Linked DNA regions of Homo sapiens: region 1 is linked to region 2. The links are chromatin loops, found by intact Hi-C in ENCODE. Cell type or tissue: HCT116. All regions are shown on one strand. Each heading gives the region's core, and the rest is flanking DNA. Links, peaks and the distances in the headings are about the cores only.

Region 1 (10,661 bases), core at 1,326-9,325, 230 kb before region 2:
TTGCTGTGCATTTCTTCCATGCCATTCTTACAAGAGACAAGAAACGATGTGTCTTCCCATTGTACAGAACTGAAAATGAAGTTATGGAGTGTTTTCTTTCTCCCCTGGGATCACAGTAGTATACCATGCTGGTGCTTCATCCAGATGTTCGTGTATCTCCTTCTACAGATTCCCCATTCACCACTCTCCCTTCCCCAACCCAGACTGTATGTGGATATAAGAAAGTCCATGATATGGTTTGCCTGTGTCCCCACTCAAATCTCATCTTGAATGGTAGCTCGCATAATTCCCATGAGTTATGGGAGGGACCTGATGGGACACAATTGAATCATGTGGGTGGTATCCCCCATATTGTTCTCATGGTAGTCAATAAGTCTCACAAGATCTGATGGTTTTATAGGGGGAAACCCCCTTTGCCTGGCTCTCGTTCTTACTTGTCTGCCTCCATGTAAGACAAGCCTCACCTTCCGCCATGATTGTGAGGCCTCCCCAGCCATGCGGAACTGTGAGTCCATTAAACCTCTTTTTCTTTACAAATCACCCAGTCTTGGGTATGTCTTTATCGGCAGTGTGAAAATGGACTAATATAGTCCAACTCACTTGCCTTGAGTTGAGACATCACCGAGGCACAACTTCCATTCCATAGCTCCCCTGTAGATCATGCTGCAGCATGACAAATGAGGGGGTTTTGCCTGAGATCATTCCATAACTCAGCTTCTTCCCTTCCCCATCCTGCTTCCTGCACTTCCTTAGCAATGTTCCCAGGGAGCACTTCTTTTAATAAGTCCCTTGTATACTAATTCTCACTTCAGGGTCTGCTTCTGGGGAACCAACCTAGACAATCAAAATAGCAAATTTTATCAAAGTTATCTGTATCACTCAGGTTAGGCTAAATTACATTATGAAAATATACAAACCTCAAAAATTGCAGTGGTTGGACATAATAGAGAACTACCTCTTGCTCATACTACCCGGCCATTGAAAGTAGAGAGGGGCTCTCTGCTAACATTAGTCACTTAGAGACCCAGGCTGACCGAGTCACCATTTTGAACACTGCTAGTCACCATGAAAAAAATAGAGATTGGAATGCTCGTGTCAGCAATAAGTGTTCACTCAGAACTGACATATACCACTTCTGCTCACAACTCCCTAGCCAGAGCTAATTTTGTGGCCCCATCCAACTAGAAGAGAGTTTGTCCTGCTAAGTATAAGTAAGTGTAATATCACCTTAAGCCAGAATAAGGAAGAACTTCACTAATGGCTACTGCAGCAAATCAGAGCTTAGACCCCTAATCTGTTACCTCCTTGTGAAACATGCTTTGGTTTTCATGAATATCAATTTAGCTCCAAAATCTATTTACTTTCTACTAGAGATTACATGGTTGGTTGGAGAAACCAGGAGCTGAAAAATGTCACTGTTATTCCAGCTTAATATGGAGCTCTTAGGTAATCCATGGTCAATGCTACAGTTCCTCCATATGCAAAATGAACTGACAGCATTACTTTATGTGTTCTTTCACTTTGGTCAAGATAAAATAACTGGTACAGAGCTATGTGTCCTAGTGCAAACATTTTTGAAACTAAAAAATATTCATATTAAATAACTGCTTTCAAACACTGGACAGCAGGCAGTAAAGGACTGTAATCCCTGATCCCACTGTGAACACAGACATCCCCCTCAACTTTTGATAGAGAGGTATTATGAACTAGAAGTTGTCCTCTGTTGTTTTAAACCACTGATATTTTGAGAGTTGTATGTTTCACAGTATAACTTAGCCTATCCGGAATTATACAGATAATTTTCTGTAGGGAAACAGATAAGGTAAGGCATGGAATTGACCTCATTTTCTATCTGGAGGCACTTGTTGGAGAGTGACATCACAAAAGAAGGCCAAAACATGGTCTTGCTGAGGCCAGGGAAGAGATATTGGGATTTGGAGCTACTGAGGTGCCTGGAATTTGTAGGATATGGCACCAGAAAGAAGGGAGCAGTGCAAACAATGAGATCTACATATGTGCATAGGTATTCCCTTGAGTCTTTGGCTGAATACTGTGCTGCACATGTGCAGTATAAGACTTCACAGAGCCAGGAAAATATCTACTAGAGAAAGAAAAATTACCAAAGATAATTGCTCCCATAACTGCAAGATACTGTACCCCAATCTACTGGAGATGGCACAAGACTGTGGAGAATCCTCGATAAATTCATAGAAGCCCCAGAAAGTCCATGCTTAGGAGTAGACCTAAACTAGCCCTAGGTTAAAGACTACTTTAGATCATCTCTTTAAAAGCTTAAAAGCAAGCTTCAAAAGGACTAAACTGATTCACAAGTAAATTGCCTGCCAGAACAAAATTCAACTATTTATTAAGGAAGACAATACAACCAAGGCAGTCAATAATGTAACACCAATAATGTCTAGCATACAATCAAAAATTACCAGATAGGCAAAGAAGAAAGAAAATGTGACTCATTTCCAGAAGAAAAGCCAGTCAATAGAAACAAATCAGAACTGATAGAGAAGAATTGATTAGCATTCATTTAAATGACTTTAAAATAGGTATTGTAAGTTGTTCATATATTTAAGGGAAAATATGAATTTAATAAAGAAACAAAGAAACAATTACAATGGAGAAATGGTAAGCAAAAAAATTTTAAAAAGAATCCATCTGCAATTCTAGAACAGAGAAATACAATATCTAAAATGAAAAGTTCACTGGATGGGCTTAACAACAGAGGACACTGCAGAAGAAAAGATTAGTGAACTTGAAGAGCAGTCATAGGAACTATCAAAACTAAAGAGTAGAAAAATGTTAAAAAGGAAAAAAAGGAGCAGAGCCACAGTGATCTATGGAAAAATATTAAGCAGTGTAGCATACATGTAATTGGCCTAAATAAAAGTGAGACAAAAAGTTGGGTCAGAAAAATTATTTTTGAAAATAGTGTTGATTATTTTCCCCAAATTTGATGAAAAATACAAATCTACAGATCTAAGAAGCTCAATGAAACCCACACATGATAAATACAATGATGGCTCTACCAGGGCACATCATAATCAAATTGTTAAAAACTAATGATAGAAAGATAAAAGATTTGTATAAAAATGTTTATAGCAACTCTATTCATAATAGCTACAAACTGGAAATAATCCAGATGTCCATCAACAGGAGAATGCACAAACTAATGGAATAACCATACAATAGAATACTATAAATAAAAAGGAACAAACCACTGATCGAGTCAACAATGTGTATGTATCTTTCAGATATTATGATAAGTGGAAGAAGCCAGACATGCAAAAGTACATCTGTGCCATTTCACATATATGAAGTTCTAGAACAGACAAAAGGAACCTGTGGGTGAAAAATGAATAACAGTGTTTGCCTCTGTAGAGGAGATTACTGGCAAGGGGCATGAGGAACCTTTCTGTGATGATAGAAATATTATATATCTCAATAGGGAAGAGGGTTATGCAGGTGCATGCAGTTGTCAAAACTCATCCTACTGGACACAAAAGATAAGTGTTTTCATGGTATATAAATTATTTAAATTATTTTTGAATAAAAATGTTTAAAAGTTATTTAAAAGGCACAACCCAACAGCTTATGTATAATATACTTTAATGTTTTAAGTAGATACTGGCATCACTTTTACCACCCAAAATGACTTCCCTATATGCTTTCTGATGCCTAAAGTTACACTGATAATTATTTATATATTCTGAAGTTCTAGGCCTGGTAGTCTGCAAAGGGCTCTTAAATTGGTCCCATTGAAAACCATTTCCACCTTAGTGCAAATTAGTTTATCTGTTTCTTTTCTAAGAATGTGTTTTTGAGGAGATGGCTGGGTCAAATTCCATGGGGGTCACAGGAGATAGATTTTCTTGCGTGTTCTAATCTCCCTTCAATAAACAAATATTATTTATATAATAAGAAAGATGAGTAAGTTTTTTTAAGTACCTAGAGATGCCGGATGACTGGCAGAGGGGAGGACCCAGTGAGAGAGAAAACTGGTAGAAGAATGAGTGGCTGAGAATTCCAGGAAACAAATCTCATCATCTTCAAGATTTCACATAACTGCCTTCCAATTCAGACCAGCAAAGCATTAGGATAATTGCGGCAATTTTCTACACAGGGAGACATGGCAAGGTATCTTTATGGAAATTTCAGAGTCAGGATGAATACATTAAGTGATCACAACACAAGCTTTTTGTTCATGACAAAATGGTTGTCTCGCCATTCCCAGCCCTTGGCACATTCTCTCTTGCTTCCCTCCTTTGTTTGTGTCCCTTCTTCTGCGTTCTCTGGAATGACCTTTTCTTTATCTCTGCCAATAGAAAATTCTCTTATCCTTAAATGGTCCAGGGTCATTCCCCACAAAGCCTTTGCTGAGTGCTCCCTTCTCTGGATTTCTGTGGCTCTTGGTGTCTCTTCTGTGAGATATATTATGACTTGGTGTTGTGTCGCTCTGTAATAATGATAATGATATAATAATAATTGTGAGTTTACTACACACTACTCATAGTGCTGAGCACTTTACACACATCAGCTCATTTAATCCTTACAGTCATGCTCCAAGGTAGGCAGCATTAACACAATTCATAGAGGAGGAAACTCAGGTTTAGAGAAGCCAAATTATTTGCTCAAGACAAAGCTAGTCTACTTAGCAAATCTGAGATTACAGTGCAAAGCTGTCTAAATCTATAGCTTTTATTCTTAACTGCTACGTTATACCGCCTCCTTGACATATATGTCTCATATATCCTAAAACAAACAAAAACAAACCCAGAAATCTATCTCTTTCTTTTAAGTCACTTACTATGTGACAGGCAGAGTATTCAGTGTGCCTTGAGGGAAGGGGCAATATCTTGTACATCTTTGTATTGCCTCCTGCATTTAACGTGGTATCTGGCAAATAGGTACATGTCCTACAAATGCTTGGAGAGATAAAGAGATAGATAATCCCACTGCAAGACTCTAGTTCTTTCCACAGTTCCAAAATGTGGATTCCTAGAACTTCAAGCAACTGAAATGAAAGAATAAATGGATAAAGACAAAGCTCAGTTCCCACTTCAGTCTAGTAACAGTTAGTAATTCAAACATATTCTCAATATTGTCTATAAATCATCTGGTTTTGCTTAGTTTCTTGAATTCCTTTCTGTTCTAAAATCTATGAATCTAATTCCTTTCCCTTTGCATCTCAGAAATCTTTCTATGTCTCTTTTCAAATGTGTTTTCTGTTGAAAGATTACAAAGAAAAACTATGGCTGCAGTATGGCTATATGAGATCTTGAATTCGGGAAAGAAAGAATTTCAGACTTTCACACATACTGTGTCACTAAAATTTGAAACATTAAGTTATTGCATCTATTAATAACTGAACATTTACATGGCACATTGTAGTATGCAAAATACTTCTATTGCATTATCTTATCTGACCTTCACACTTTGGAGTAGACAAGGCAATTTGGATTATCCCAATTTTACAGATTTAAGAAAACTGAGACTTGGTGAAGTGATTTGCTATTAAATAAAGTCAAGATTTCAATCTAAGTCTTTTAGATACGGCTACTGTTATCTTTTCACCCTCACTATACTGTCTTAACTCAATGGCCATCAAACACTGCAGTCACCGCTCCAAGTATTACTCTAAGAATCATTTTGTTAGCCTTGTGTTAGGGGATAGGATTAACTCTTCTCCCTTTGAATAAATCATATTCGGCCAGATTTTTCTGAATGTGGTTTCTATCAGTTATAGTAACAGAAGATTTTACCTTAAAAGGTCTTAAAAAGCCAAACTCCCACTACCCTAACATTACCCCCATCATTTAAAAAAAAGACAAAATAATGCCTAGAGATATTAAGCAATTTTTTCCAAGATAACATAGTGAACAGAATCAAGTCTTGAACATATCCAACATGCAAGTGTTTTATAAAGCTCTATCATCAGCTAATTCTAGAAGAGATACTTCCGGTCAAGACACTGGCTTGTGTTCAGAAAGAAACTTAAAGCTAATCTAATCCAAGTTTCCTTAATGCAGCAACTGCTTCTATTGCATTCATGGCAGGTGCTCTTCCATTTGCACCTTTATCATATGAATACAGTCTTATCAGTTTGTATGTTAGAGAAGGATAATAACCAGTACTGCCATTACAGTTGAACATCTTGATGTCTTCCACCAAATTTTGCTCAGTGTTCTTGGGAGCCCTCTATTGGCCTTCTGGGTAATAGCAGGCAGCCTCTGCTGGGGGCTGCGCTCCGTGAGTCCTGGGGAGTTACAATGAACAAGAGCCTTAGTGCTGTCTGAAACACAAAGGGGAGTGAAGAAATCTGTTTGCCAAATTGAAACGGGCAGAATTGACAATGAAATAAACTTCCATTTCTTCATCTTCCAAAAATACCCATCGAAACTAGTTTATCCAAAAACAAAACTCTCTGTTCTGAATCAAGGCCTTATCTGACCCTTCTTCATGGAAAACTTAGCCAATAACTGTTCCTTGACCCTTATGCCTTTGACCTACCTCATCCTCCACTCTTACCCCAGCCATGGTACACAGTGTAATGACGTATAGGCTATGCAGGTCCCTCCTGAAAACTAACGTTCCCTTCTCCTTTCCTTCCTCCATCCTCCTCTTCACTCCTCTTTTCTACCTTCTTCCTCTCCTTCCTTCTCTCCCTCCCTCTTTTTCTCCATCCTCCCCCCTCCTTCCTTCCCTCCTTCTCTTTTTTCAAACCAATTTTCATCAGAAGCTAGAAAGTTGACTTTGAAGGAGAGCCTGCCTTAAGAAGCCTGTAGTGTGATAGGTTAAATATGGCAGATACATCTATGACCATCCTAAAAAAGAAAAAATATATATTATATCTATGAAAGACCCGAGGAGAGGTTCTGGCTAGATTCTCATGGTTGCAACGAACAGATATTTGTTTGAGTGACTTCAAGTAACAAGGGATTTATTGGAAGGAATACAAGAAAAGCCCCACCGTCACACTTCAGAAAAAGCAAGAACTGGACGAAGAATCTGAATCTGGGGGTGTTCTTGGGCTGTACTGACCATCATTCTCAGGCTTTACCAGGGCACACAGCTATATCCCACATGTCTGTTCTTCTTCCCACTTGACAATGAACTTTCTCACCAACTACCCCACACAGTTACCACTTCACTCTCCAAGGATAAACACTCAAGTTCCCAGGTTAGTTATGGTTAAGGGGCAGTGAAGACTCTGGACAGTTCTCAATTTAGTGACAGCTGATTACCTCCAGGACCCATAGCATGGACCACAGGCTGGGACTGGACCACATGGAGATGGAGGATAGTAAGAAAGGACTGAGCAGGCAGGGCTCATTTCTATCAGAGCAGCTTTGTCATGTGCCTGCATTGGACTGTGTAGACCTAACAACAGTAGTGTGTACTGAGCTCCTGGGGCTGCGCAAACATCCATTCCAGCACCTGGTTCCACCAACATTCCTCTCTTGCAGGTGGGGAAATGAGTTGCAGGTGGGAAACTATAGGCTTCCCATCTTCCTCGGATGTTTCTGTGGCAGGATACTGAAAGGAAGTGGAGGTTGGAGCAAATGCTCTAGCATAAAGGACAGAGGAAATGAGAACAGGGAATGCCCACAGCTTCTCATCCTTGTGAGGTGAGGTTCTCCCCACTGTATGAAGTCCCCAGAACGCAGCTGGACCAAATGGCAGGGGCAGAGTGAGCAGGTAAGGGTGATTGGGTAAGAAAAATATTGGGGCTTGAGACTTCAGTAATACCAATATTAGGTTGTGTTCATGGAGAGGAGGGGAATATCAATGGGGATGAGGGGAAAAGACCCACCAGCTAGAAGGGGTCTCGGTGCCCCACTACCATGCAGAGTCAATTTCAACTATGAATCAGAATTATTGGTAGTGAAATTTTGCCCTACTTTACACCTACTCCCACATACGGGGCACACATATACACATAAAATTTCCTCCAAGAGTTGTGTGTGTGGTGTGTGTGTATGGTGTGCGTGTGTGTCACATTCTCTACTTAGGTTGCGAGGGTACCTGTGCAACTGCTGGAAGAAAAGAAGGAAGGAGGAAGAAAAGAAGAAAGGGAGGCAGGAATGATGGCAGGAATTATGAAAGGACAGAAATGTAAATGTGATCATATGGATGGCTGCTGATGGATATGGTTATCATATACTCCTGCAGCCTGAGGGTGGGCAGAGTGATGTCCAAGTTCTGCCTGACGCTGAATTCATTGAAGGGGATTTCTATTGTAGAACCCTGGCCAACAGCTTTGCAAAGACCAAAGTGGTCATTGATTTACTTAAAGGACAAAACCTCCCATAATTTGTCAGTAAAATGGATGCAAGCAAAAAATTGTCACTTTTCAAAACCAGAAGTTAACAGAACAAAATCTCTGGGACCATGGAATGGGTTGCTTTGATATATAGGGAGCATTCATAATCAATGATCATACTCTCACCCTACGCGAAGTTACTACTGAGCACTTACTGTATGCTGAGCACATTATTAGGCACCAAAGATCCAGCACCTGCCCTCATGAAACTTGCTGTCTAGTGGGGGAAGCCAGGCCTTAATTAATTAATCTCAAAAACAGAGGTAAATTTCAACTGTGACATACGCTTTTGAAAGAAACGTCTACAGTGCTATGAGAATACAGGATGGATAATCTGACATATAGGACTTGGTAAAGGGCATAGAATGGATGATCTGTTGTATAAGTTCTGGAAAAGGAGGTGAAGGAAATTTCCTTGAGGAAGTCACCCCGGAACTGCTATCTGAAGGATAAGAAGGAGTTGTCTGGACAACAAAGGAAAAAAGACATTTTAGGGAAAGAAAACAACGCATGCATATGCCTTGTGGAAAGCAGGGGTGGGTAAGAGCAAGAACTCTCAGAGGTGCTGTTGCGTGGCTAGACCAGCAGCAGATGGGGGCAGAGAGAATGAGCAGTGCCCCCCGGGGCCAGTGGGGAGCAGGTGCAGATCATGTACCTCGTGTGCCATTTTAGGGAATATTTTACCTTATCCTAAGAGCAAGGTGAGACAATGAACAACAGGATTTAAATAGGTATTCAAGGAACAGTTATTAACCATATCACACATAAGGGGTACCAAGGACATAAAAAGGCCTGTAAACCTCTGATATAGTAGGTGAAATGTTACTTGAATCTCCATTTGTGCTTTTTCTCTGGGGTTAGGTCCATAGCTGTTATTAGATTCCCAAAGGAGTTCACAATCTTCTGAAGGTTAGAACCATTGTCCTGGTTCTTAGGGGAGGAGACTGGAGACTGGATGATTTCTTACTACGTCACTTCCATTTCTACGATTCATGAGCCGAAAACCAACCCAGATCCATCCAAGTGACTGACAAACTAAGGTTTACTGTCATCAGCAGGGAAATTAGAGCCAAAAGTTTAAAAGTATGTGTTTGATGTTGCTAGCAGCAGAGATGAGCTGAGAATGCAATCACCTTCACCCTGATAACCCCCCTGCACACACACACACACACACACACACACACAGAGGCACACACACACAGTACACACACTGCTCATCCTACAGAAAGGCTCCTCACAGGCTGTGGACCTCAACTCTTTGAGAAGCTTATCACTGGGGGTTCCGGGGCTGTCGTCTAAGGCCCAAGAGCATTTTCATAACCAACCCAGTCTCAGCCCAGTCCCAGGGGGTTATGGATGTGAGTTTACTCATTTCCTGTCTCCAGGCACTCCCTTGTCCTGCTAGCAAAATGAAAATAAAGCAAGTGGATCAGGGCTAACATAGGCACAGTTGACACTCAATGATTTGAGTCACTGGAGGGGATCATCACCATGAATTATCACGGGCACAAGTGCTGAATCACAGATGCTACTGATCCCTCAGGCTCACACAAACCCTGGCTTCTTCTTCAACAGTGATTCCCAAAGGGTGTTCCCTGGCACTTTAATTCTGGGGGATGTTAATAGGGACTCTGTAAATAAATAAGGTTTCACGGTTAAGTAAGCTTGGGACATGTTGGATTACAAAAGGTGAGACAGGTGTCTTTGCTGCAAGGCTTCCTCAACCTTTAACGACATTTTTTTTTTTGAGACAGAGTTTTGCTCGTGTCACCCATGCTGGAGTGCAATGGCACTATCTCAGCTCACTGCAACCTCCACCCCCCAGGTTCAAGCGATTCTCCTGCCTCAGCCTCCCAAGTAGCTGGGAGTACGGGCATGTGCCATCATGACCGGCCAATTTTGTATTTTTAGTAGAGACAGGATTTCACCATGTTGGCCAGGCTGGTTTCAAACTCCTGACCTCAGGTGATCCACCTGCCTCAGCCTCCAAAAGTACTAGGATGACAGGTGTGAGCCACTGTGCCCGGACACATTTTTTAACCTTGGAGAATAAAATCTAGTTTACCATTTCCCCAAACTTTTGGAAGACTCCCAGAAACCTTTGGTTGAGGAGCACCTCTTGGGTGCTGGTGCTCCAAGACAGATTCTGGGAACTGTGACTCTCCACAGCACTCTTAAAAAGTGTCTGTGCTCCAGTTCATGCCAGGGTTCTCTGTAGCACAATGCACAACTTTATTTCCCATCCAAGGTTCATACTAAATCCTGCCTCATGAAGGAAGCCTTTTCCAGTGGTCTGGTCTATATCATATAGTGCTATAGTGTGGCCCAT
Region 2 (10,661 bases), core at 1,864-9,863:
TATGGTGAACACTATGAAACACCGATGGAAAAACTTGAAGAAGACACAGAAGAATGGAAAGATATTCCATGTTCATGGATTGGAAGAATAAATATAGTTAAAATGTCCATACTGCCCAAAGCAATCTACAGATTCAATACAACCCCTGTCAAAATATTAAGTTTGGTACAAAAGTAATTGTGGTTTTTGCCATTACTTTCAAAGACAAAAACTGCAATTACTTTTGCACCATTCTAATACCAATGACATTCTTCACAGAAATAGAAAAAACACTTCTAAAATTTATACTGAACCACAAAACACCCAGAATAGCCAAAGTTATTCTGAACGAAAAGAACAAAACTGGAACAAAACTGCTCATGGGGTATTACTCAAGAAATCACATTATCTGACTTCAAATTATACTACAGAGCTATAGTAATCAAAACAGCATGGTATTGGCATAAAAGCAGACACATAGACCAATGGAACAGAATAGAGAACCCAGAAACAAATCCATGCATCTACGGTGAACTCATTTTCAAAAAAGGTGCCAATAACATATATTGAGAAAAAGACAGTCTCTTCAATAAATGGTGCTGGGAAAACTAGATATCCATAGCAGCAGAAGGAAACCAGACCTCTATCTCTTGCCATATACAAAATCCAAATCAAAATAGATTAAATACTTAAATCTAAGACCTCAAACTATGAGACTACTGAAAGACAACATTGAGGAGATGCTCCAGGACATTGGAGTGGGCCAAGATTTCTTGAGTAATACCCCATAAGAATAGGCAACCAAAGCAGAAATGGACAAATGGGATCACATCAAGTTAAAAAGCTTCTGCACTCCAAAGGAAAGAACAAAGTAAAGAGACAACCTAAAGAATAAGAGAAAATATTGGCAAACTACCCATTTGACAAGGATTAAGAATCAGAATATAAAAGGAGTTCTGCCAGACACAGTGGCTCATGCCTATAATCTCAGCACTTAGGGAGGCAGAGGCAGGAGGACAGCTTGAGCTCAGGAGTTTGAGACCTGCCTGGGCAACATAGCGAGATCCTATTCTTTGAAAAAGGAATTACAATGACTGAACTCATGGAGATAGGGAGTAAAAGGATGGTTATCAGAGGCTGAGTGTACTGAGGGTTAGTGGGGGAAGTGGGATGGTTAATGGGTATAAAAACACATAGAAAGAATGAATAAGAACTACTATTTGATAGCACAACCAGGGTGACTATAGTCAATAATAATTTAATTATACATTTCAAAATAACTAAGAGTATAAATGAATTGTTTTTAACACAAAGGATAAATACTTAACTTGATGGATGCCCTATTTACCCTGACGTGATTATTATGCATTGCATGCCTGTATCAAAATATCTCATGTACCACATAAATATATACACCTACCATGTACCCACAAAAAATAAAAATTAAAAAAATTTTGAAATGCAATAATAATACCTGCCCTGCCTATTTCATATGGTTATTATAAGAATGAAATGGGTCCAGGCACGGTGGCTCATGCCCATAATCCCAGCACTTTGGGAGGCCAAGGCAGAAAGATCCCTTGAGGCCAGGAGTTCGAGACCAGCCTGGGCAACATAGTAAAAAATACCTCATCTCTACAAAAATAAAAATTAAAAAATTAGCCAGGTGTGGTGGTGCATACCTATAGTCCCAGCTACTTGGGAAGCTGAGGCAGAAGGATTACTTGAGCCCAGGAAGTGAAGGCTACAGTGAGCCAAGATCATACCACCGCACTCCAGGCTGGGCAGTAGAGTGAGATTCTGTCTCAAAAAAAAAAAAGTTAAAACAAGCTACATGCAAACATAAACTACATTATTATAATATTATCAACAATATGTTAAATTCTTTCTGTTGATTATATTAGTTAATACTTAAATAAGCCTATGTGGTAGAAGCAGACCTAAGGTATAGAATGCATAAGCAATTCTATAAAATAAAAAAAAGGTCCTACAGCTAGTAAGTGGTGCAGCCAGGATTTACTAACCTGTATTCTTAACCTCTAGATTATATAGACTAAGAAAAATGCTGATCTTCCATTCAAAACAAAAATTTCCGTATTTTATATTGTGGTAAGATTGATAGTATGGTATTAAGATTCAACAGCATTTAACACAACAACATCTACTAAAGAGTGAAAAGAAAAATGTCTCCTTTTATGACAATCTCTTTTCTCCTCTGAGAATCATTTCTTTTCTGTTTCATTAAAAAAAGGAAAAGGTACCACCACAGGAAATGTTTCATCCCATAAAGCTCCAGCTAGTCCAAAGTCTCCTTGGCCAGCTGCCCCAGCTGTGCAATTGGAAGACATTAGACTTTAGGGAATTCACAGTTCTCCTGTTCACCTAACATTAAATGGTTCCAACATTTCATTCACTCAGAGATTGCTCTCCAACCTACAGTAGCTTTTTCCACCTCTGGACATCCTTTGTCAGGTCTCTATTGTCTCATTGTAGAGTCAGCAAATAGTCAACAGCCTTCTCAGGTATGTCATTTTTAAACACAACTGACGTTGGCAACTCAGCCCAAGGTCTCACCTTAGAGACAGAAGCTGTCATAGGAAGAGGTCCAGCCCTGTGGCATGAGTAAGGCGCTAGAATCTCTTAGCCTCTGATTCCTCATTGGTTAGGCAGGATTCATCATCTCATCTTTGTCTGCTTTCCTGGGTTGATGTGCAGAAACCATAAGACAGTGCTTGGGAAAGTGCTGTGAAAACTACAGGACCCTGTTCATGGTAAGAAACAACAATTGGGACCCATCTAGTGTGTGGTGTGAAAACAACACTGTCTGGGACTCAGGAGTCTTTGTTTCACACAAAAATCTAGGAATGAGGCCAGGTACAGTGGCTCACACCTGTAATGCTAGCACTTTGGGAGGCCAAGGTAGGAGGATTCCTTGAGCCCAAGAGTTCAAGACCAACCCAGGCAACAAACTGAGACCCTGTCTCTACAAAAAATTTAAAAATTAGCTGGACATGGTGGCATACGCCTATACTCCCAGCTACCAGAAGGACTGAGGTAGGAGGGTTGCTTAAGCCTGAAAGGTAGAGGCTGCAGTGAGCTGTGATCATGCCACTGCGCTCAAGCCTAGATGACAGAGCAAGACCCTGTCTCAAAAAAAAAAAAAAATCTAAGAATATGTGCTTCTCTCATTTTGTTGTGTGGCATCATTTAAGATCTCATTCCCTCTTGGTTTTCCCTCACACTATCCTCCTTCCCTCATCAGACACTTTCACTGCCAAAGCCAGGGCACCAGGCGTTTGAACTTGCCTTCCCACACTTCATTCTCCTTCATGGATTCTCTGCCAGGACTCCCACCTAACTCTTCTCCTCTTTCACAGTAGTAGATGTATCTATGATTGAGGCCATAGAATGGGGCATTTATTTTCCATACCAGGTCTTCCTGACTCTCGCCCCTGCCTCCTCAAGAAGCTTCAGATCTCTCCCTCCATCCTCCCTCAGTCATTCCGAGGGCATTCATTGGATGCCTCCAATGTGCCTGACCCTGTGCTAGGAACAAGGAAACAAAGTTGAGCAAGACACAAACTCCTCAAAGAACTTATAGTCTAGTGGGAGGGACAGATGACTAACTCGACAAGTAAGTAGATTGATAATGACTGATGATCAACGCTATGATGGAGGGAACACCTTGGAGGAGCACCTAACCCAGTCTGGGGCACTGGCGAGGGAAGGTATTGCACAGGAGGAGTCAGGTGGGTTGACTCTTAAGGAGTAGGTAGGAGTTGGCTAGAGGAAGGAGGAGGAAAGGGGTTTCCCAGGCTGAGGGAACAGCATGCACACAGAAGCATGAGTGAGCATGGCCCTTGGAAAAAGATGCACAAGTAATGGCTGAGTATAGGCTGCATTTGAGAGAGTTCTGGAAAATAAGATATAGAGATTTAGGCAGAAATAAATCAAATTATGAAGGGTGTCATTTGCTAAGCAGAGAAGCCATGGGGAACCACTGAAGTAGGGGAGTGGTAAAGAGCAGATTTGTGGGTTTTGTTTGTTTGATATTAGCTTTGTTTTTAGAGACAGGGTCATTCTCTGTTGCCCAGGCTGGAGCGCAGTGGCACAATCATAGCTCACTGCAGCCTCAAAGTCCTGGGCTCAAACGATTCTCCTGATTCTGCCTCCCAAGTAGCTGTGACTACAGTTTGTGAGCCACTATACCTGGCTAATTTTTAAAATGTTTTGTAGAGACAGGGTCTTGCTTTGTTGCCCAGGCTGGCCTCAAACTCCTAGCCTCAAGCCATCCTTCCTGCCTTGGCCTCCAAAAGGACTGGGATTACAGGCAGATTTGTGTTTTAGAAGGTCACAATGGCAGTTTTCAGAAGGGCAGATTGAAAAAGTCCTGACTAGAGGCATGAAGACCAGTTAGGAGAGGCAAGAAATGAAGAGAATCTCACTTAAGTCAGCAACCTTGAGAATAAAGAGAAAGGTGGACTGAAAAATATAGAATAGGCCGGGCGCAGTGGCTCATGCCTGTAATCCCAGCGCTTTGGGAGGCCAAGGCGGGTGAATCACTTGAGGCCAGGAGTTTGAGATCAGCCTGGCCAACATGGCGAAACCCCATCTCTACTAAAAATACAAAAATTAGCCGGATGTGGTGGTGCATGCCTGTAATCCCAGCTGCTCAGGGGGCCGAGGCAAGACAATCTCTTGAACCTGGGAGGCAGAGGTGTCAATGACCCGAGATCGCACCACTTCTTCTCCAACCTGGGTGACAGAGCAAGACTCCGTCTCAAAAAAATAAAAAAAAATACAGAACAGAGAGACGCGCTAGGACTTCCTGACTAATTACTCATGGCATGGGGTGTAATTGGAGGGGGGCAGTGAGAGGAAGGGGCCTTGGGAGGGTGAACCTTAGCTTTCTGGCTTTGATGTCGGGGTGAATGGAGGGGCCATCACATGCAGAGCCTGGCATGAAAAATGAGATTGTTTTTGCACACATCGGTAGTGGGGATTAGGTCAAGTGAAAGCAGTCAAACACAAAGACCATACACCACGGGATTCCATTTTTCTAAAGTTCTAGAAAAGGCAAAACATCATAGCGACAGAAAGCAGACGTCAGTGCATGTCAGGGACTAGGTTAGGGGTGGGGGAGGGGACCAACTGCAAAGGAGTAGGAGGAAGCTTTTTGAGGTGCGAGAACACTGAAAGCCAAGGCCAAGATGTGAAAAAGAAATTTTACAGAGTGAGAGACAGTGCATTTTTCTGAGACCAATATCTTGATTGAGGTGGCAGTTACGTGACTATATATTATACAGTCACCAAAATTTGTGAAACTATACACCTAAAATGAATGAATTTTATTGTATATAAATACCTCAATAAAGCTGCTTTCTAAAACAATGTCCTTCAGGACACCCAAGTAGAGATGGCAATGCACAAAGGCCTGAATATAAGATGTGGATTTGGAACCAATGGGTGAGTAGATTGTGCAGAGTTGAAGAACAGAGACCAAGGACAGCAGCATAGGAAATGATGACATTTAAGGGGAAAGAATATGGGGGAACCAGAGAACTAGCAAATATATCAGGAGAAAATAGTGAACAAAAGTTCAGGGAGAATTTTTAAAACAGGAGAGTAATCAACAGTTGATGCCCCTAGAGAGCTCCAGAAAGATAAAAGCTAAACTGCAGCAGCCATTGGCTTTGTGGAGCTGGAGGACTTTGGTGGAGTAAAGTCAGAAATTTCCCTCTTCCTCGTGCTGCTGTTAGAATAACTAGGTCACCCCGAGGCAACACTTTTAAAACATTTTTTTAGCAGCAAAATCTTGGGGAGAGTGGTGGAAGGGGACTTGACATAACCAGTCCCAAATGTGCTGATTCTAAAAATTTGCTGACTTTTAGTCCTGAAATTCATCTTATGAACATTTTGGCCATAGATACATACCTTTCTGGTCATATGTTGGTTAGGCAAAAATTAAAATAAATTAGGATGGCACAAGCACCTTCCACCTGAAAGCAAAGGCCTGAATGAATGCTGTCTGATGACTCCAAGTGTTGCTGCCAAGAATTTTAAGAATGTAGGGAGGCCAGGTGCGGTGGCTCATGCCTGTAATCCCAGCACTTTGGGAGGCTGAGCCGGGCGGATCACCTGAGGTCAGAGTTCGAGACCAGCTGGCTAACATGGTAAAACCCCATCTGTACTAAAAATACAAAAATTAGCCGGGCATGGCGGCAGGCACCTGTAATCCCAGCTACTAGGGAGGCTGAGGTAGGAGAATCACTTGAACCCGCGAGGTGGAGGTTGCAGTGAGCCAAGATCGCACCACTGCACTTCAACCTGGGTTACACCGCGAGACTCTTTCTCAAAAAAACAAAAACAAAAAAAGAAGGCAGGGGACACATACTGGAAATTGAGACTGTCCACGCTCACTGCCGAGAAGCAAGGCTGAGGAAAGGAAATCTACAGAGCTGGAGGTACCACACAATTTTGAGTCCAAGAGCGACACCCAGTGGTGATTGAGATCACTCCAGGCTCTCCACAACCGTTTTGTATTCAGGGCACTGAAGAGGGATGGACTCCTTGGTATCACACAGCCAGGGCAGCGTTTGGGCTTCCCAGGTCAGGAGGGCAAGCTAGGCTGCAGAATGGAGTAAGGTGACCATGGGAGAAATAGCCAAACCCTGTGAAACAGAACTGGCTCGCTCTTCCCATGATGAGACCTGAAAAAAGAGAGAGGTTGACTGTCTCTAAAGTACTTTCATATTTATTACCTCAGTTGATGCTCAAGACAACCTCATATGGCCAGTAGCACAAGTCCTCAAAGTCCCATTTTATGAAAAGAAGACTAAGATACAGAGAGGTTAACGTATGTCTCTTTTTCATTATTTTATTTTTGAGACAGGGTCTCACTCTGTTGCCCAGGCTAGAGTGCAGTGGTGCAATCACAGTCCACTGCAGCTGCCGTCTCCTGGGCTCAATCAATCCTCCAGCCTCAGCCTCCCAAGTAGCTGGGACTACAAGCGTATGCCACCATGCCCAACTAATTATTTTAGTCTTTTTGTAGAGATGGGCCCAGGCTGGTCTTGAAGCCCTGGACTCAAGGGATCCTCCTGTCTTGGCCTCCCAAAGTGCTGGGATTATAGGCACGACTGCACCTGGCCTTAAGATATTTATTAACAAATCCAGGTCTCAGGATGTCTTAGATATGGGGGTGGGTATCTAGAGTCCCAGATCGGGAGCCCCAAATATAAAATAAGACCCAGCCTCCAGGCTGGCCACGGCAGCTCAGGGAGTACTCACACCTGGAACAGACCACCTCTGCTAAGATGGCAGTGCAAAAGCCTTTCTACACAAATCTCCTTTCCAAAAATAATGGAAAACAGAGAAGAAAATCCACCTTCAGGGAAACTACGAAACAACCAAAACCCTGAAGCCCAGTTGATGGGGAGTAACTGCCATTTGGGCCAAGTCGACAGAGCAGGCAGGGATTAGCCAAGTCCCTCTCTAGCCCTTGGGTGGTGCATATTTCTGCAGAAGTCAGCACACAGGCCAACCGGCAACCGTGAGCTTGGCAGTGAAGGAGAAGCATCTCAGAACTCACTCACGCCCACTGAGGCAGGGGAGGTGGGAAGTAGGCCGAAGGAGAAAACTTGACAAAAAACTAGATGTTGGTGACACCAGGTAGCAAACCAGCAAAGAGCTCTGCCACTTCTGATCAAAGACAGGGGGAAAGAAGTAAATGCTAAAACACTATCCAAAAAACCTGTGACGATACAGGATTTTATGCTGAGTAAGCAGACTTGCTGCTCACTCCAAAAATAGGAATGCGGAAAGTGGAAAGCCTGAAGCAGAGATATACCCTCTGCAGAAGACAGAGCAGAGCTTGGGGAAAAGTATTTTGAGGACTGTACTTCTGGCAAAAAGGTGGCCAGATATTGCCAGGGTGGGTGGTGAGGGAGAGGAACTTGTGCTATAAATATCTAAAAGTACAAGATAGACAACCTTTTTTTTTTTAATGCATAGCTTGGCTCAGAAGAAAGTAAGAGAAATCCACAAGTTCTGAAAGTGAAGAGGGAAACCGAGAGACAGACAGCCCTCCCTGCGGGTGTCTCAGTCTTGGACTGACTTGTCCTGTTGACTTACTTTTTCTTCTGGTAGTCATTACAAGTTTTCTTTTAAACTACATTGCATAAAATGTTTGTTGGCACCAGTTTGCTAACATATGCTAAGATCAACAGCTTGCCAGACCTGACCACAAGCTGCGGAGGAGGGCTGATAGCTCATACTAGCCCTCCGATGTGTGCCTACCGTGTGCTAAGCTCCGTGCACAGACATATTTGGTGCTCATCACAATCCCACGGGGAGTGGGGAAGGATTATCTGTACTTTACAGGTGAGGAAATTGGGGCTCCTGGAGGCCAGGCCACTTGCTCAAGGCCACTTAGTGGACTGGCAGTGCCAGGCAGCCAGCACTGGGTGCTCCAGAGCCCACAAATGCTCCTGTTTGCCAGCCCCAGTAAGCATTTCCCTGGCATTTCTAAAACACAGGCACCTCGGTTCAGAGGGAGGGGATAATCTGGTGACATGAAAATGAAGAAGGACCTAAAAGGAGACCAATGAGAGAACCTCAGGTTACCCTACTTTAACATCTAGGGTCTTCTGCCCAGAGCCTGGAAGCCCGACGTTAACAGTCTCATGAAAGATCCAAGGCACTGAGAGACCCAAGGTGGAGGATGGGACGTGAGACCTCTACCTGAATCCACGATCTCTGAGGAGTTACGCCCTGAAGAGTGGTGACTGTGAGGAAGTGTCAATGTAGAGGCTGACTGGGAAACTTGTCTGTCTCAGGCTACAGGTTGTGGTTAAAAAAATTAATAAATAAATAAAGCCAGGCGTGGTGCTCACACCTGTAATCCCAGTAGTTTGGGAGGCAGAGGAGGGCAGATTGCTCGAGCCCAGGAGTTCGAGGCCAGCCTGGGCAACATGGTGAGACACCCATCTCTACAAAAATGGGAGGAATGCTTGAGCCCAGGAGGACAAAGCTTCAGTAAGCTGTGTTTGCACCACTGCACTCCAGCCTGGGCATCAGAGTGAGACCCTCTCTCAAAAAAAAAAAAAAAGCTTCCTGGAAATTTATAAGCACAAGCCTTCCTTCCCATAGAAGGGGTTTGAAAATATACTGCTTCTACATAAGGAACCCCAAAGAAAAATTAATCTCAAGTGCTTCTCACTCAGAATCACCCTGGGTACCTGGAAGATGCAAATGTGAAATTGCTGCGAATTCTCAGGATTCCCAGTCAGCAAAATATCATCAAATCAAAAACTGCCAAAACCACGAGGAAACAAACACCACGAAAAGATGAACAAGAAAGCAAAGAGTAACATCCCAAATGACTCAGGTATTAAAATGATCAGATACAGAAGATAACTAAGTAAAAATAGAAGAGGCCATATGTCCACAAAAAGACCTGTCCAATAATGTCTATAGCAACTTTATTTATAATGGCGAAAACCTAGAAATAGCCCAAATGTTCATCCATAGGAGAATGGATAAACAAAGTGTGGCATACTCATTCAGTGAAATACTACTCAGTGATAGGAAATAAATTATAGGAATAACTACAATGTGGACGGATCTCAAAAACGCTATGTTGAGCAGAAGACGGTAGATACAAAAGCCACACACATACCGTATGATTCTATTTATATAAAGTTCAAAAGCAAACAAAACAGGCCAGGCATGGTGGCTCATGCCTGTAATCCCAGCACTTTGGGAGGCTGAGGTGGGGGATTACTTGACGTCAGGAGTTCAAGACCAGCCTGGACAACATGGAGAAACCCCATCTCTACTAAAAATACAAAAATTAGCCAGGTGTGGTGGCGTGCTCCTGTAATCCCAGCTATGCAGGAGGCTGAGGCAGGAGAATCACTTGAACCCGGGAGGTGGAGGTTGTAGTGAGCCGAGATCGCGCCACTGCACTCCAGCCTGGGCAACAAAACGAGACTCCATCTCAAAACAAACAAACAAACAAACAAACAAACAAAAACTGACAAAATTAATCTATGGGTAACAAAAACCAGAACATTTAAGGGAGATGAGGAAAATTAATTGAAAAGATATATGGGGAAGTTGTTGGGATTACAGCACTATTCTATACATTGACTAGATAGTGGTTTCATAGGTGTATATGATTGTCAAAATTCATCACACTGTGCCATTAAGATTTGTGCATTTTAGGTTATAATAATTTTATCTTGATAAACCATGTGCACACATTTAATGAAATAGGAAATGGAAATTATGTTCCAACCTATAAAAAGGGATTAAGAATATTTTGAAATGATCTGAAAAGAAATTCTAGAAATAAAAACATAATCATTGTTTTCAAAAGCTGCATAGGTTCTGCTTCAAACTATGGCCTGCACAAGACCAAGTTTCGATTAAGAACATCTCTTTTTAAAAAAAGGAGAACATATTTCTTGTTTTAAAAGATGTTTTCGAACATCAGAAAGCTACCAAAACAGTGCAACATTGAACCTGGACCTCAAAGAGAAGGGAAGTATAGAGATGTGAGCGAAACTCTTAAATGCTTTTTCCTCCCAAGGTGTTGCTAAAAGCGGCCAGCTGAGAATATGGGAAGTTCGGAAGAAAATGGCAACAAAGATGCTGAGAGGCTAAGAAAGCTTTTGGTA

What was found. A loop is a pair of places that touch in the nucleus more often than their neighbours do. Peaks named below come from ENCODE experiments on the same cell type or tissue, not always from the same donor. Only the 100,000 strongest peaks of a DNase experiment are listed, where the experiment ranks them.
Region 1: it touches region 2 in a loop (2.8-fold over the local background); 5 of 110 quality-filtered maps call a loop at or near these places.

The regions. Positions count from the first base shown.
Region 1 is chr2:29,835,373-29,846,033 of GRCh38, forward strand. All of the region lies in intron 1 of ALK (ALK receptor tyrosine kinase), which reads right to left. Among named protein-coding and RNA genes, the nearest start is that of ALK, 81 kb to the right of the region's middle. In HCT116, for the core only: a CTCF peak has its summit at 6,213 (motif pointing left); a DNase peak (open chromatin) is centred at 6,200; H3K27me3 peaks cover 3,705 bases.
Region 2 is chr2:30,065,970-30,076,630 of GRCh38, forward strand. No RefSeq gene overlaps it. Among named protein-coding and RNA genes, the nearest start is that of YPEL5, 76 kb to the right of the region's middle. In HCT116, for the core only: a CTCF peak has its summit at 6,493 (motif pointing left); a DNase peak (open chromatin) is centred at 6,482; H3K27me3 peaks cover 907 bases.